Regions from separate parts of the Homo sapiens genome. Here region 1 is linked to region 2. A link is an interaction called in ENCODE POLR2A ChIA-PET data of the cell type or tissue named here. Cell type or tissue: IMR-90. All regions are shown on one strand. Links, peaks and the distances in the headings refer to the core of each region. The heading gives the core; the rest is flanking DNA.

Region 1 (8,339 bases), core at 2,713-5,212, 120 kb before region 2:
ACATATACTGCCCAGTATAGTGAAACAAATGGACTTCTTCATAGGAAAATATTTTCTAGCTGTGTGGCTTTGGGCAAAATACTGTATTACACTGGACTTTAATACTCTCATCTGAAAAATTAGGTGGAAAATAAAACGATACTGTTGGTATTCTATTTTTCTCAGTTTTCTTTAAGTATCTAGTGAGAAAAGCATAGTAGTTGGTAATTTTTTTTCTTATAGGTTATGTGACAAAGCTTTGATCAAAATATTACTTGCTATAATATCACTAGTGAAAACAGTTTTGGAAAACAAAATATTTTGGTTAAAGATAAAATGTGTCATTTTCTTGAGGATTTTTATGGTTGCTAAAAAGGCTAGAGCTGGAAATTTTACAAAATAAACAAATTCTGATACTAGCTATAAAAATAAGGGAAAATACCTGTTCAGCTGAAGAGTAAATTTCTACTATTAAAATGTATCCCAACCTATGTTATATAGCATTAGAAAATACTGCAATATTCTTAAATAATATTTGCCTGGAAATTGGATGCATAATTAGAATGCTATTTGTAGTTATTTCAGCTGGAATTATTTGTATTTGTTCTGTGGCTTGAGAATCTTTCCATAGACAGAAGGGATACAGAGCAGACTTTCTCTAGACCAAGCTTCCAACTCACAGGTCTCTCTCTCTCTCTCAAAGCCACATCACATATTTTAAGTAGCCAATTTCACATTTTTTAAAAAGTATCTATCTTGATCACACTGAGATGTGTGGCTCTTAGTATTCAAAGAAAATTGTGTATACAAGAAACAAATTCTAAATCTGAGTTATTACTTTAAAAATATTTTAGAAACCAAAGTTGTCAGATCATCACCTTAGAAAATTTTCTTCCAAAAAATTTTTACTTATGTGATCTGTATACTGGCTAACTCAGTCTCACTGTGGGATCATCTGAAGTCTCAGATCCATGAAACTTTACTGAATATATGGGCTCACATTAGTCTATGTATACTTATGGCACCTGTTGCTCAGTGTTATAGTACTATTTGTCTCATTATTCATCCATTTTAGGGCTCCACTCTCTGTAGAGAAATTGAGATCCCAAAGTGTATGACTTGCTTATTACATGTCTTTGACATGAGCAAAGCACCAACCAGACTATAAGAATTCTCCCTAAAATATAAATGTAATCAAATTATGTGGAAACAAATTTTGGACAAATTACTCTTGAACAACAACAACAAAATCTGATACACAGAAAATGAAAACATAAATTATTTGTATTTATTAATTTTGACCCATGATTTTGTGCTCAGCTGATATGTAATCATTATTTATTGATGCATCATGAAAAGTCTTTTCTTTTTTCTGATTCCATGTTGGGCAAAATGTAATTTATAATTACCATCCGTTTTGTGATGGTAAAATATCCATTTAGAACAAAAAAAAATGTAAAAATCCATCTCAATTAAAAACGACAAAATAGTGTTTACTAGCTTAAATTTTTCCATCTACATATAAATTTTGTTCATCACCATTAGGTTACTGATATTAGTTAAATTGCAAACATTTCTAACCTGCCCTGTCTCAAATTTAGTAGTACGAAGTCAATATCTTCTGAGGTTCCTTTTTAACAAAAATTGGAAATTAAAAGGAGACTGGGAAACTGTAATTTTGCTGTAGCTTGAACTTGTTCAGATTAGAAAAGGGACCAAGTTCTGAAAAAAACTCTTCTCTGGATAACGTCCAGTACTACTGTATGCCAAATACCCTTTTTTTCCCCTGTAAAGTGAGAAAAGGGGTTTTTTTTAATAAAGAAAAAAATTATTGAAAAGGATTTATGTTCTTTCTACCGTGACTGTAATCAGTTTTGCTAATCTCACATTTTTACTTATCTTGACATCAGGGTTATTTTTTTTTTAATTCTTTCATTTTTATTTTTTTAAAACTCTAACTTACCTAGAATGACTTATGATTAAACAACTTCCCAACACAGTTATAGATCTATTAAGGGACAAAAGCCAAGCAAAGTATATATGGATAAAATGATGTCGGCAAATTTTTAAATTTACAAACATTAAAAATAGAGACATTGTCTTTTATCTCTCTGAATATTTATATTTACAATATAAAATGAAGTCATGAAGCTATGCCCATCTGTTTATTTTTTAAAATCCGTGGTGTCAACAGTTTAAAAGTTTCCAGTAAAAAGCAGGAATGAAAGCATTCTTGTGGGATGTAGTCAAATCAAGGAATTCTGTCCAGATCTTGAAAACAAACAAGAGTTTTGGCTTATTTTGCAGAAGAGTTTGGATCATGCATGTAACTTTAATAATTTGTAAACACTTTTGCAACTGAATATATATACAACATATATCAGTATATATATTTTAATTAGAAGCAAAGTGCTAAGGAGACACCATGTAGGTTAATGACTGTAAAAATCTTGGTGACATAAAGCATAGTTTAGAAGCTGGTGGTGTTGACTGTAGATAGGCTACCAGCATGGAAGGAGGATATTGAAACTGGGAGGAATCACTTGTGTCTGGGTATTATTTACTGGGACTTGACTATGAACATGACACTAGAGAATATCAAAGCATCCATGGTCTTTCATTGTTCCCTTAGTCTATGCTCCACCATGCTACGCTCCATCTGGGCCTTAGAAAGCTAATTTCTGCAAACTGCCTCACTGTAATTTCTTTGCCAGCTGGCTTCTGCTTCTAACCAGACAGTGGTCCTAGTGCACTGAGATAGGAAGGTGGGAGGAGAGGAAGTTGTACATTACCTTGTCCTTGGTAATAACTTTTTTTCCTTTTTCCCACTAGAAAGCAACATTTTTGCAATTCTAATCCTCAGTGAATGCTGGTAACACCATTTCTTCCTCATGCCTCTTTGGTCCTGTGAGAGGAAATTACTTTCAGCTGTTGCTAGTCTCAGCATGCTCCACCATCCCTGATTTACTCCTTTTGCTATTCCTATACCTCAGAAAGTACAATACATTAATGTTTTGTTTTGTTTTTCAGTTGAACAATCTGAAGTGAGTTCTGTTTCTTGTCAGGACTCCAGACAATAAAAATAACTGTATTCTTTACAAGTAGAATATCCAAATGCAGAATAATAACATTGGATTTTTATTTCACACTAAAGACAAAAATAAACTCAAGATGGATTAAAGAAAGAAATTTAAGACCTAGAATTGTAAAACTACTAGAAGAAAAACGTAGGGGAAAAGCTCCACAACATTGTTCTAGGCAATGATTTCTTTGATATTACCCCAAAAGCACAGTCAACAAAAGCAAAAATAGACAAATGAAATTTCATCAAACTAAAAAAACTTTACAACAACAACAAAAAAAAAAAGAGTTAAAAGAAAAATTACAGATTAAAAGAAAATACTTGCAAACCATATAGCTGATAAGGGACAAATATCCAAAATATATGAAACTTAAACAATTCAATAACAGGAAAACAACCCAATTAATTAAAACATGGGCAAAGAACTTTGCTATGGTCTGGCTGTCCCCCAAAACTCATATGCTGAAACAACTACCAGTGTGATAGTATTAAGTGGTGTGGCCTGTAGAAGGTGATTAGTCATGAGGCCTTCTCTCTTCTGAATGGGACTAAGGCCCTTAAAAAGAGGCTTATTCAGCATTCAGCCCTTTTGCCTTTTCACCTTCCACTATGTGAGGACACAGCAATGATGCACCATCTTGGAAGCAGAGGGCAGCCCTCGCCAGCCATGGAACTTGTTGATGCCTTGATCTTGGACTTACATAGCTCCAGAACTGTGAAAAACAAATTACTGTTATTTACAAATGATCAAGTCTGTAGTATTTTATTATGTCAGCACAAATGAATTAAGGCAAACCTCAAGAGACATTGCTTAAATGAAGAAATATAAAAGGTGACTAGATATATGAAAAAATGCTCAACATCTCTAATCATCAGGAAAATGCAAATTAAACCACAACAGAATATCACCTAACACTTATTAGAATGGCTATTATTCAGAAAATAAAATATAAACATTAGGAGGTGGAGAAATGAATCATGGTAAATGGTTAGTGGGAATATAACTTAGTACAACCATAATGAAAAACAGGATTTTGAAAAAACTGAAAATTGAATTATCATATGATCTAGCAATCCCACTTCTGGCTATATATTCAAGAGAATCAATATCAGTATGTTGAAAAGATAATCTGTATTCCCATGTACATTGCTGCATTGTTCACAATAGCCAAGATAGGAAAGTAATCTCAGTGTCCATCAATAGATGAACTGATAAAGAAAATGTGTTATATATGCACAATGGAACACTATATAGCCTTAAAAAAGGAGGAAATTCTGTCATTTGTTTCAACACTGATGAACTAGAAAACATTATGCTAAGTGAAATAAGCCAGGCACAGGAAGACAAATACTGCATGATCTCACTTACATGTATAATCTAAAATATTCAAATTCACAGAAGTAGAGTAGAATGGTGGTTACCAGGAGCTGGGGACTGGGAGAGGCAGTGGGAAAATAGGGGAAGGAGAGATGTTGACCAAAGGGTACAAGGCTTCAGTTTGACAGGAGAAATACATTTCAGTGATCTATTGAACAGCATGATGTCTATACTTAATAGTGATATATTGTGTATTTCAAAATTGTTCAACGAGTAGATTTTAAGTGTTCTCACTACAAATAAAAAATAGGTGAAGTGATAGATATGTTAGCTTGATTTAATTGTAATATTCTACAGTATACACTGTATGCATATACATCAAAATATCTCATTGTGCCCTGTAAAAATATAGGATTATTATATGTCAATTAAACATGTTTAAAAAGTGGATATCTGTACAATGTGAAAAGAAAGGGTGGGCTTTGCTTATTATCTCACTGGCCATGGAAATATAATTGAGATAATTAAGACACTTAGCCAAGTAAAAATTATGAAAATTGAAAAAAATTATACCTATTGTATACTTTTAAAAAACAATTATGAAAGGAAATAGTAATTAACATTACTGATTGATTGCAACATGTTAGCTGCATCCCTGTGAATTAAGCACTATTGGTACCTCCATTTTAAAATATAGAAACTGGTTGGGTGTGGTGGTTTACGCCTGTAATCCCAGCACTTTGGGAGGCCAAAGAAGGAGGATCACTTGAAGTCAGGAGTTTGAAACCAGCCTGGTCAACATGGTGAAACCTGGTCTCTACTAAAAATACAAAAATTAGCCAGGCATGGTGTATGTGCCTGTAATCCCAGTTACTCAGGAGGCTAAGGCATGAGAATTGCTTGAACCCAGTTGAGGGTTCAGTGAGCCGAAGCTGCAGTGAGCCGAGATGGTGCCATTGCACTCCAACCTGGGTGACAGAGGGAGACTCCATCCCCAAAAAATAAAAATAAAATATAGAAACTAAGGTACTGAGAAGTTAAATGACTTGCCTAAGGTCACACAGTTATGGAATGGCAGAGGAAGAATTTGAACTCAGGCAGATCAGCTCCTATGCCTACACTCTTAACCACTAAACACTGTTAGAAAGAAAACAGAAAGTTAAGGGAAGTAACATTTACTGAATACCTGCTACATGTCTGGAAGTGTAATAGGTGTTTTTCTCATACCATCTCATTTATTGCCCTTTCACAGCACTGAGGCTGATGTCCATTCCCTATTTTAAGAGGCACTTTCTTGTCTGGCTTTCTGTGACACCACTTGCCCTTCTGGCTTTCTTATTCTTTGCCAGCCACTTTCTCTCTCATTTCCTCTGTTGGCTCTTAGCTTGTCAACCTCTAAACATCTGAGCATTCTGAATTTCCTACTTGCTTCTATGCCTCCTGGTTTAGCTCTAGTAATTGAGTGACTTTAAAAGGCTAACTATATTTGGATGACTCCAGTGTTTTTATTTCCAACTTGTCCCCCCTTCTAAATGTATGTTCAACTGTCTCCTTGACAGCTTTGGGTACTCAGTAAGCATCTCAAACTTTGTATTAATTAATTTCTTCCTCAACCTGCTTCTCTCTGTCACTTCCATTTTTATTAAATAGCATCATTATCTGTTCCAGTGGATCAAGCTAAAAATTCAGGAATTGTCCTGGAACATGCACACGTTTCTTCTCCCAATATTGTATCACCGGTAACTTCTGTCATCTCTACATCCAGAACATGTTCCGGTCTATCCGTGTCTCTTCCTGCTGACTGCCTTCATCATTTGCCTCAGCAATTGTAGTAGTTTCCTAACTTACCTTCCTCTTTCCAGTCTTGCCGTCCTTCAAATATTTCTACACATAGAAGCCAAAATAATTATTATAAACATAGCATGCCCCTTGACTGCTTCAAATCCTTTATTAGTTTCTAAATAAAATGCAATCTGACCCCTCCTTTATATAGAGTCCAAACCTCACCTAAACTGTTTTCTGTTGAAGGAATGAATCCTGTCATAGAAATGTTTGGTCTTTATAACCATATGCCACTTTTTGCCAAAGTAGAAATAGAGGCAAGTGTGTGTATGACTATTTCCTCCCCTCCCTCAGTAACTCCTGAAATCAGTTTTTTGTTTTGTGGCTTCTGCTAAAGGTAAGACATAGTACTATGGTGGGCATTTTTCATGTATTATCTTAATAATTATTTATAATGACAATTTGAGAAGGTTGCTATTGCCCATATTTGATATTTGAGAAACAAGACTCAAAGAGCTTAAGTAACTTTCTCAAAGTCACAGTGCTCCTCAGTGGGAAAGTGTTGGCCTGATACCCGGTCTGTAAATCAAAAACCAGTAGTCAACCACGTGGTTACACCACCTCCTCAAAAAGACAGTACATATCCTTTTCATTCCTCCAGATTATACACACACACCCAGATCTATTTATCTCGCCTTCTTTAAAACGTATTTAAAATTCAGGGGTTTATGTGCAGGTTTGTTATTTAGGTAAACTCATGTCATGGGGGCTTGTTGTACAGATTATTTCATCACCCAGGTATTAAGCCTAGTACACATTAGTTATTTTTCCTGATCCTTTTTCTCTTCCCACTCCCCTCTACATGTCCATGTGTTCTCATTATTATTTAGCTCTCACTTATAAATGAGAGCATGCAGTATTTGGTTTTCTGTTCCTGTATTAGTTTGCTAAGGATAATTGGTCTACAGCACTATCCATGTTCCTGTAAAGAACATGATCTTGTTTTTTGTTTTTTGTTTTTTGTTTTTTTGTGGCTGCATAGTATTGCATGGTGTATGTGTATCACATTTTCAATTTCCAGTCTATCACTGCTGATGGGCATTTAGGTTGATTTCATGTCTTTGCTATTGTGAGTAGTGCTACAATGAATATGTGCACTCATGTGTCTTTGTGATAGAATAATTTATATTCCTTTGAGTATATACCCAGTAATGGGATTGCTGGGTCAAATGGTATTTTTGTTTTTTAGGTCTTTGAGGAATTTCCATACTGTTTTCCACAATGTTTGAACTAATTTACACCCCTACCAATAGTGTATAAGTGTTCCTTCTTCTCTGCAATGTCACCAGCATGCATTATTTTTTGACTTTTTAATAATAGCAATTCTAACTAGTGTTAGATGGTATCTAATTGTGGTTTTGATTTCCCTTTCTCTAATGATCAGTGATGATGAGGGTTTTTTTCCATATATTTGTTTGCCACATGTATTTCTTCTTTTGGAAAAGAAGGAGTGTTCTTTGTCCACTTTTTAATTGGGCTCTTTGTTTTTTTTCTTGAAATTTGTGTAAGTTCCTTATAAATGCTGGATATTAGACCTTTGTCAGATACATAATTTGCAAAAATTTTCACCCATTCTGTAGGTTATCTGTTGACTTTGTTGATGGTTTATTTGCTGTGCAGAAGCTCTTTAATTTAATTAGATCCCATTTGTCAATTTTTGCTTGTGTTACGATTGCTTTTGACATCTTCATCATAAAATCTTTGCCTGTTCCTATTTCCAGAATGGTATTGCGTAAGTTTTCTTCCAGGGTTTTTATAGTTTGGGTTTTGATCCCAGGAATAAGGCTGCACACCTGTAATTATCTTATCTTCAACAAAGGTGATAAAAACAAACAATGGGGAAAGGACTCCCTATTCAATAAATGGTGCTTGGATAACTGGCTAGCCATATGCAGAAGACTGAAACTAGATCCCTTCCTTATGCCATATACAAAAATCTACTTAAGATTAATTAAAGACTTAAATATTTTTCTCTTCTAGGGAATATTAACTTCTTTGCCAGGGATGAATGTTATATAGACTCTGTTTGTAGATGAAATGCAAAGACAGCCGTTTTGTTAAACCCCTAGTACTATTCCATTTCTCCTTGGCTTGTCCCAAAACAATTGCCAAAAAATC
Region 2 (8,339 bases), core at 2,348-4,847:
CAGTAAATTTTTATTATAAGTGGGTAGCATAGTTTGCCATTTTTCTAGCTTCCTGTATTATTATCCCTTCCATTTGTGAGCCTTTTAAAGAATCTGTTTTCTTGGCTACCACCATTTAGTCCCAAATTCAATACCCAATATTTTAGGCATTTGTTATAACAATAACAAATGCCCAAGTCCTGCCCCCTCCCATAAAGAATTTACCTAGAAAATTTCTGCTTTATCAGAGTAGCTGTACCTCATTAGCCTTGTAAAACCAATGTACACATATTTGCAGTGGTTAAAAGAGAGTGAGGAAACAGATACAAAATCAGATTTAATAATCTTGAGTGATTAATGAATATTATCCTCATTGATAATGTTAACCATGCCATGTAGAATATGTAGCTGTCAACAGATTTTGCTTTAAATGCATGAATGTGAGAATAATTAGGCCCTAAAGAAATTAATTTCCATAACAGTAAACTTAATTAAGTGTCTGGCAGAGCTGTTTTATGGCTATTGCAATTTCTTATGTTCATAGATGGAAATTCTCTTAAAACAAATGAATTACTTTCTGCAAGCTATTTTTTTCTTAAGAATAAAAATTACTTCTGAATGCTAATCTTCATCCACACTATAAATCAAGGAATTTTGTGTTTTCATGTCAACCAGAAAAAAGCAGCTTGAATAATATTTACAGTTATCTTCGGGGTATAATTTAATACAAGTGAAAACATGCAGTAATGCATTCCTCCAAATACATAAATTATGTGTCTTTATGATTCATAGCTCTATATTCCATGCAACATTATGGGAAAATGAATTTCTTTTAGCAAACAACCAGGTTTTTTAATCAATAATTACATACAAAAAACAATGAGGGGTAAAAAGGCAATCAAATGATAAGAAATTTTGGAAATCTTAGATTAAAATGACAATTGTTCAAAACAGTGTTAAGAAATATCTGAACCTATCTATTCTTATATTCTCTCACTAAAACCTATAAAAGTTTCAAAAAGTAAAAATTATACATGTGCAAAGATTAATATATTCCTTTTCCTTTATGTTTCCATATATGATAATCAAGGTCTACCATGGAGGCAAGGTGTAGTAGGAACATTTAACACTGAATTTGAGATTCACAGTTTCCCAAATCTCAACTTTTACTATGATCTCCAAATAATCTCTCATATATATAGTCATAGAGATACACTGGTGGAATTTAAAGGAAACTATGATCATATCTCTGCATCAACACAACTAATTTCAAATTTTATTTTTATATATCCTATAAACTGAAAGAGATACTGTTCTCTATCAAAGTTTTAGAGACTCTGATAATATGGCTCTTATTTAATGGAGTTATTTTTTTTAGAATAGATATTGGTAAGATCATGTAACCAGTTTTCAAATTGATTTGCATCAGAGTCCTAACTGTCTATGTGTTGGTTTATTCCACATATACTTATTTAGTACATATAGAGTACCCACTGTGCTAGGTTACAAAGGTAATAGTGCATTATCTTTATTCTTGAGAAGCGTATTAAGTGCACTCTCTTTTAATAAGAGAGAGACATATGAAAAAACAAACACAATGGAATGTCATAGTTGATTTGAGACAATTCTGTGTTAAGTACCTGATGGTGTAAATGACAAAAAGGAGTAACAGCTACTTGTAAAGATCAAGACAATGACAAATATCAATTTAGTCTTTATAGAGAAGTTATTTTTAAATGAGTATTAAAGCCTAAGTGAATTTCATTAATTGATGGAAGAGAAAAACATGAGCTAGGAGGAAGTATAAAACTGTGATGCATTTGGGACATTTCAGGTGGTTCACTATGACCAGTGAGTTATGTACGACATAGAAGAACATAGTAAAAAATAAGACCAAAGACCTAAGCAAACTCTAACATTAATCACATATTCCAAGTAGTGTGGTTTGTTTCAGTATTGTCCAATAAGAACCACTAACCACATGTAGCCACTCAAATTTAAATGTTAATTAATTAAAATTAAATATAATAAAACACTTAATTTTGCAGTCACCTTAATCACATTTTAGGTGCTCCACAGCAACATGTGGCAAGTGACCACATTTGGGACAGTAAAATATCAATCACTTCCATTACTGGAGAAAGTTCTATTGAATAGCACTGAATCATATAGAATGGGAATCTCAAATTTTAATGCTTACAGAGATCAGATGAGTAATAAAAAATGAGTAAATGTGAATTAAGGTTTTTTTAAGAGTAGGAACATTTTTAGGCAAATAAATAGATAACTATTGGGTCATTGTGAGATCTTCCAGTTGCTCAGGAAGTCAGATAAATTAAAATCATTAAGCCTAAGGTTATATCCAAAGTTTAGCCTCTATTTATAATCTTTGTGCAGTGTTTCATGAATTTTAAGCAACAAATATCATAAGAACATTCTTTTTTTTTTTTTGACAGAGTCTTGCTCTGTCACCCAGGCAGGCTGGAGTACAAGTGGCTCAATCACAGCTCACTGCAACCTCCACTTCCCAGGTTCAAGTGATTCTCCTCCCTTAGCCTCCTGAGTAGCTGAGATTACAGGTGTGTGCCACCACACCACATCCGGCTAATTTTTGTATTTTTAGTAGAGAAGGGATTTCACCATGTTGGTCAGGCTGGTCTCAAACTTCTGACCTGAAATGATCCATCCGCCTTGGCCTCCCAAAGTGCTGGGATTACAGGCATGAGGCATCATGCTTGGTCTATAAAGACATTATTAAGTCACACATGTCACTCTGGTAGCTTTATGGATGATGGATTAGGGGAAGATAACATTGGAGGCAGATTATAACAATAGTTTATTCGAGACATAGTGACAGAGAGCTTCAATCAAGGGAGTGCCAATGGGAATAAAGAAGAGATAATAGACAAATATCACATGAAGAATCCTCAGGCCATTGAAAAAGAACAAAGTTGAAGGCATCACACTTCCTGATTTCAAAATACATTACAAAGCTACAGTAATTAAAATAGTATGATACTGGCATAAAGACAGACATATAAACCAATGAAACCTAATAGAGAGTACAGAAATAAATCCATATAAATAAGTTAAATTGATCTTTGACAAAGGTGCCAAGAATACAGAATGGGGAAAAATATTATCTTCAACAACTGGCCTTGGAAAAACTAGGTATCCACATTCAAAAGAATGAAATCAGACCCACTACCTTATACAGTATACAAAAATCAACTCAAAATTTTTTAAAGACTTAAATGTAAGACCTGAAACTCTTGTCTTGAAGAAAACATAGGGAAAAGCTTCATGATATGTCTTCACAATGATTCTGGGATATGACAAAAAAGCACAGGCAAAAAGAGCAAATATGAACAAGTGGTAAAACATAAAACTAAAAAGCTTCTGCACAGCTAAGGAAATAATTAATGGAGTGAAAGGACAACCTACGAAGTCAGAAAAAATATTTGCAAACTACATACCTGATAACATGTTAATATTAAAAATATAAAAGGAAATCTTCCAAATCAATAGTAAGAAAACAAATAACCAGATTTAAAAATGAGCAAAGGACTTGAATAGACATTTCCCAAAGAAAATATACAAATGGCCAATGGATACATGTAAAGATGTTCAACATCATTAATCATCAAGAAAATCTGTATCAATACCACAATATTATTAGGTTGGTGCAAAAGAAATTATGGTTATGTTATTACGTTTAATGGCAAAACTGCAATAACTTTTCCACCAACCTAATACTTCACACCTGTTAGGGTGGTTGTTGCCAAAAAAAAATAAATAAATAACAGATTTTGGCAACCGTGTGAAGAAATTGGAATCTTTGTGTACTGTATTTGCACTCCTATGTTCATTTCAGTATTATTTAAAATAACAGAATGTGAAAATAACCTAAATGCTCATTGACAGATGAGTGGGTAAAGAAAATGTGGTATACACATGCAATGAAATATTATTCAGCTTTAAAAAAGAAGGGAATCCTGCCATATCCAACAACATAGACAAACCTTGAGAATATTATGCTATGTGAAACAGGTCAGACATAAGAGACAAATACTGCTTGATTCCATTTATATGAGGTGCGTAAAGTAATCAAATTCTTTGAAATAGAAAGTAGAATTGTGGTTTTCTGGAGACAGTTGGAGGCAGAAATGGAAAGTTGCTATACAATAGATATAAGTTTCAGTTATGCTAGGTGATTAATTCCTAGAGATCTGCTTACAATGTTGTGCCTGTAGTTAACAATTCTGTACTGTACACATAAAAATTTGTTGAGAGTAGATCTCATATTACATGTTCTCACCACTATATCTATATCATCTGTATCTATATCTATATGATCTATCTATTGATCTACCTAGGAACAATGAAAAGAGGAAAGCAGACTATAGCAGTAGAATTTTGGAAGCTAAAAAGAAAGACAAAGTTCACCAATTTAAAATAAATGGCATTTATGGTTTCAGCAACAGCATGTAAAGAACTTGGAAGTAACTTCCATCCTTACAATTTAAAAAATCTGAAGAAACTGAAATACAAATAATCTTTCTTGGCTCCAGGCAGAAAACTTAGGTTTCAGGGCAAAATGCCACCTAAAATATAGATAGATAGGTGAATTCGGAGAGTCACAGCTGAGATCTGCTTAACTGGAGCAAAAGTCACTGGAGTCCAACCTGGGTATAAACACTTCAATGGTAATTTTGATTGGTTGCTGGAAGCTGAATATGGACTAACATGAAAGTGAGAAACTCCTGGGTTCTGTAGTCTTAGGGGTAGACTGCACTTTCATGGGTTTTTCCTTTAGAAACTTTACCAAGTTCTCAAGTTGAAGATGTAAGTAAGTGTCCCTCATGGCTCTGGAATGGGCAGAAGATGGTCATTGTATAATAAATCTGGAGTTTTCTCTGTAACAGAGAACTACTATCCAGCGGAGAAGACATTACCAGGGTTGTATCCTAGCTGAGGGTAGTGGTTTCCTGCCAATCCAGCTCCTTTAGCCTTCCTGTTTTATCAAGGAGGTAGGAAGCTATACCAGGAGAAACATACTTGAGAAGTCCAGTAAAACTAAGAATTAATTGTAGAAGAGAATGATTTATCTCCCCCATTTCTTATTAGGCTTAACAGTGGATTACAGCTGTAAGCTTTGTGAGGCACATACCCTCTTGGAGGAGTAGTATTTAAGCAAAGTCAAGGCCAAGCAGGGAGACAAAACAAGGACAGTAGGGGAATTGAAAACGTCGTCACTTAAAGCCAAATCAAATATTGATACAGTTCAAAACCTAAGAAAATTTACATATATCCTCACACTAAAAACCTATTTACCTTCATTCCTATTAATCAATAAAAAATGCTTAGTTTTTAATAAAAAATGACAAGGCAGAAGCAAAAAAAAAAAAGTCTAAAGAGGCAAGTAAGCATCAGAACCAAACTCAGACATGACACATATGTTGGAATTATCAGACAGGAAATTTTTTAAAAACTATGATAATGTTACAAGCTCTACTGGAAAACATAGACAACATGCAAGGACAGTTAGGTAATGTAAGCAGAGAGATGGAAACCTTGAAAAAGAATCCAAAAGAAATGTTAGAAATTGCAAACACTGTAACAGAAATGAATGTCTGTGACAGGCTCATTAGTAGACTAGATACATCTGGGGAAAGAATCATTGAGCTTGAAAATGGGTCTACAGAAAATTCCTAACCTGCAATTCAATGAGAAAAAATAATTGAGGAGAAAAAAATAAGTAAGTTTTAAAATGTGGACAATTTTAAAGGTGTAACATACACATAATTGGAGTACCAGAAGAAGAAAGAAATATTTGAAACGATAATATCTGAGAACCTTCTAAAATTAATGATAGACACCAAATCATAAATTCAGGAAGCTCAGAGAACACTAGACAGGATAGATACCAAAACAAAACCAAAAACAAATCTAGGCAAATCATATTCAACTTTGAACCCCTACTTCCCCCTATAAAAGACAGAGAAGAAAAAATATCTTAAAACATTTCAGAGGAAAATGCTGCATCCTACCTACAGAGGAACAAGAGTACAGTGGAATTCTTGTCCCAAAGCAGGTGATATGGTTTGGCTGTGTCCCCACCCAAATCTCACCTTGAATTGTAATCATCCCCACGTGTCAGGGCCAGGTGGAGATAGTTGAATCAGGGGGGCAGTTTCCCCTGTAATGTTCCCATGTTAGTAAATAAGCCTCATGAGATCTGATGGTTTTATAAATGGGAGTTCCCCTGCCCAAGCTCTTTTGACTGCCATGTAAGATGTTCCTTTGCTTTTCCTTTGTCTTCCACCACGATTTTGAGGCTTCCCCAGCCATGTAGAACTGTGAGTCCACTAAACCTCTTTCCTTTATAAATTAGCCAGTCTCAGGTATGTCTTTATTAGCACCTTGAGGATGGATTAATTGAGTAGGCAAGGAAGAATGTAGTGGGATAAATATTTAAAGTGTTGAAAGAAAAAAAAAAAAAGCTCAGACAATAATTCTATATCCAGCATAATTATCCTTCAAAGTGAATGAGAGATAAAGACTTTCTCAGACAAAGAAAGATGTAAAGAACCCATGGTCAACACACCTGCATGCAAAAACTGTTAAAATTTTTCTTTAGGCAGAAATAATATTATATGAGTCACAAGCTTTGATTACATACACAAAAGAAAAGCCTCAGAGATAACAAAAAAGATAAAAATATTTTACTTTTCTTATTTTCATTTGATCTAAAATTAACCATTCCTTAAAAATAATAATAGGCACAAGTTATTGTGTGATTATAGCATATGGGTAAGTGCAATGAATGAAATGAATATCATAGGGAGAGGAAGAAGGATTTGAGAATAGTCTGTTATAAGGAACCTGTACTACAAGTGAAGTGTCGTAGTGTTATTGAATGAAAATTAGATTAGTTAAAAATGTATATTGAAATCTCTAAGGAAATCATTAATTTAAATATATATATATATATATATATATATATATATATATATATATATATATATATTCTAAGACAGGAGATTAAATGGAATTATATAAGATGCTCACTTAAAACCAGAGAAAGTGGGAAAGGAAAAAAAAGAAAAAAGGCAACAAAAAGACAAAGTTACAAACATATTAGATCTTAACCCAACTATATTAATAATAATTCTCAATATGAATGATCAAAAAACCACTTAAAATACAGATTGTCAGAGTGGATAAAAAAGCAAGACCTAACTTTTTGTTGTGTAATATAAACCAACTTTAAAAATAAATAGATCGGTTCAAAGTGTGGGCATGGATGAAGATATATCAATGCCAACAATAATCAAAAGAAAGCTAAGGTAGCTGAATTAATTTCTAACAAAGTATACTTCAGAACAAGAAAATTATCATGGATAAACGAGGGCATTACATAATGATAAAGTCCATTTTAATTTTTTCTAAATGTGTATATACCCCAAAACAGTGTCAAAAAAACATGAGGCAAAAGCTGACAAAATTGAAAGGAGAAATAGACAAATATACTATTATAGCAGAAACTTTCAACACCTCTCTCTTAATAACTGATAGATCATCAAGCAGAAAATCAGAATATATTTAAGGTGAACATCACTGTCAATCAACTTGGGCTAATTGACATTTATAGAATACTCCAATCAACAATAGCACAGTATACATTCTTCTCAAGCTCACATGGAACATTAATCAAGATTGACCACATTCTGGAACATCAAATATGCTTTAACATGTTTAAAAGATTAGATGGCATGCGAAGTATTTTCTCAAACCCAATAGGATTAAAATAGAAATGAAACAGAAAGATAGTTGGCAAATTTCCAAATATTTGAAATTAGATAACACACTTCTGAGTAACATTTGAGTCAGAGAAGATATCTAAAGAGAAAATTTAATAAATATTGGAAGTATTTAAACGTAAATGAAAAGACAACATATAAAAATCTGTGGGATGCAGTGAAAGTGCTAAGAAGGACATTTGTAGCATTAATTGCTTAATGAGAAAATAAGAAATATCTAAATTCAATAGCCTTAATTTTGCTTTAGGAAACTAGAAAAATTTTGCTTCTTTAGTTTGACTAAGAGCCAAATAAAAATAAATTGACATGATAAATGTAATTTTATACATTTTTTATATATTCTATTTTATATTGTATCCCTTCCTTTAGAGATGTTTGTAAATGTGAGAAATTCATATATGCTTTCTTCGTATGTATACTATGAAATGACTGTTCAGAACTATTATATCTTTATAGACCTTTTCTTAGTGGTAGGAGGTTTGGGTAAGAATCAGCCACATTTTCCTTCAACCCTCAAAGGGTAGCATGTTTGAAAAC

What was found. ChIA-PET counts read pairs that join two places held together with the same protein. Peaks named below come from ENCODE experiments on the same cell type or tissue, not always from the same donor. Only the 100,000 strongest peaks of a DNase experiment are listed, where the experiment ranks them.
Region 1: POLR2A ChIA-PET joins it to region 2 with 6 read pairs; 5 of 35 experiments call an interaction of 5 or more read pairs at or near these places.

The regions. Positions count from the first base shown.
Region 1 is chr12:91,310,891-91,319,229 of GRCh38, reverse strand. All of the region lies in intron 8 of LOC105369896 (a long non-coding RNA gene), which reads left to right. It overlaps LOC107984544 (a long non-coding RNA gene), which reads right to left. Exons shown (of 3, transcript XR_001749252.2): 2 at 3,663-3,774; 3 at 2,776-2,884. Among named protein-coding and RNA genes, the nearest start is that of LINC02823, 12 kb to the left of the region's middle. In IMR-90, for the core only: no CTCF peak of the experiment used is centred there; no DNase peak of the experiment used is centred there; H3K27ac peaks cover 1,166 bases.
Region 2 is chr12:91,194,108-91,202,446 of GRCh38, reverse strand. No RefSeq gene overlaps it. Among named protein-coding and RNA genes, the nearest start is that of DCN, 15 kb to the right of the region's middle. In IMR-90, for the core only: no CTCF peak of the experiment used is centred there; no DNase peak of the experiment used is centred there.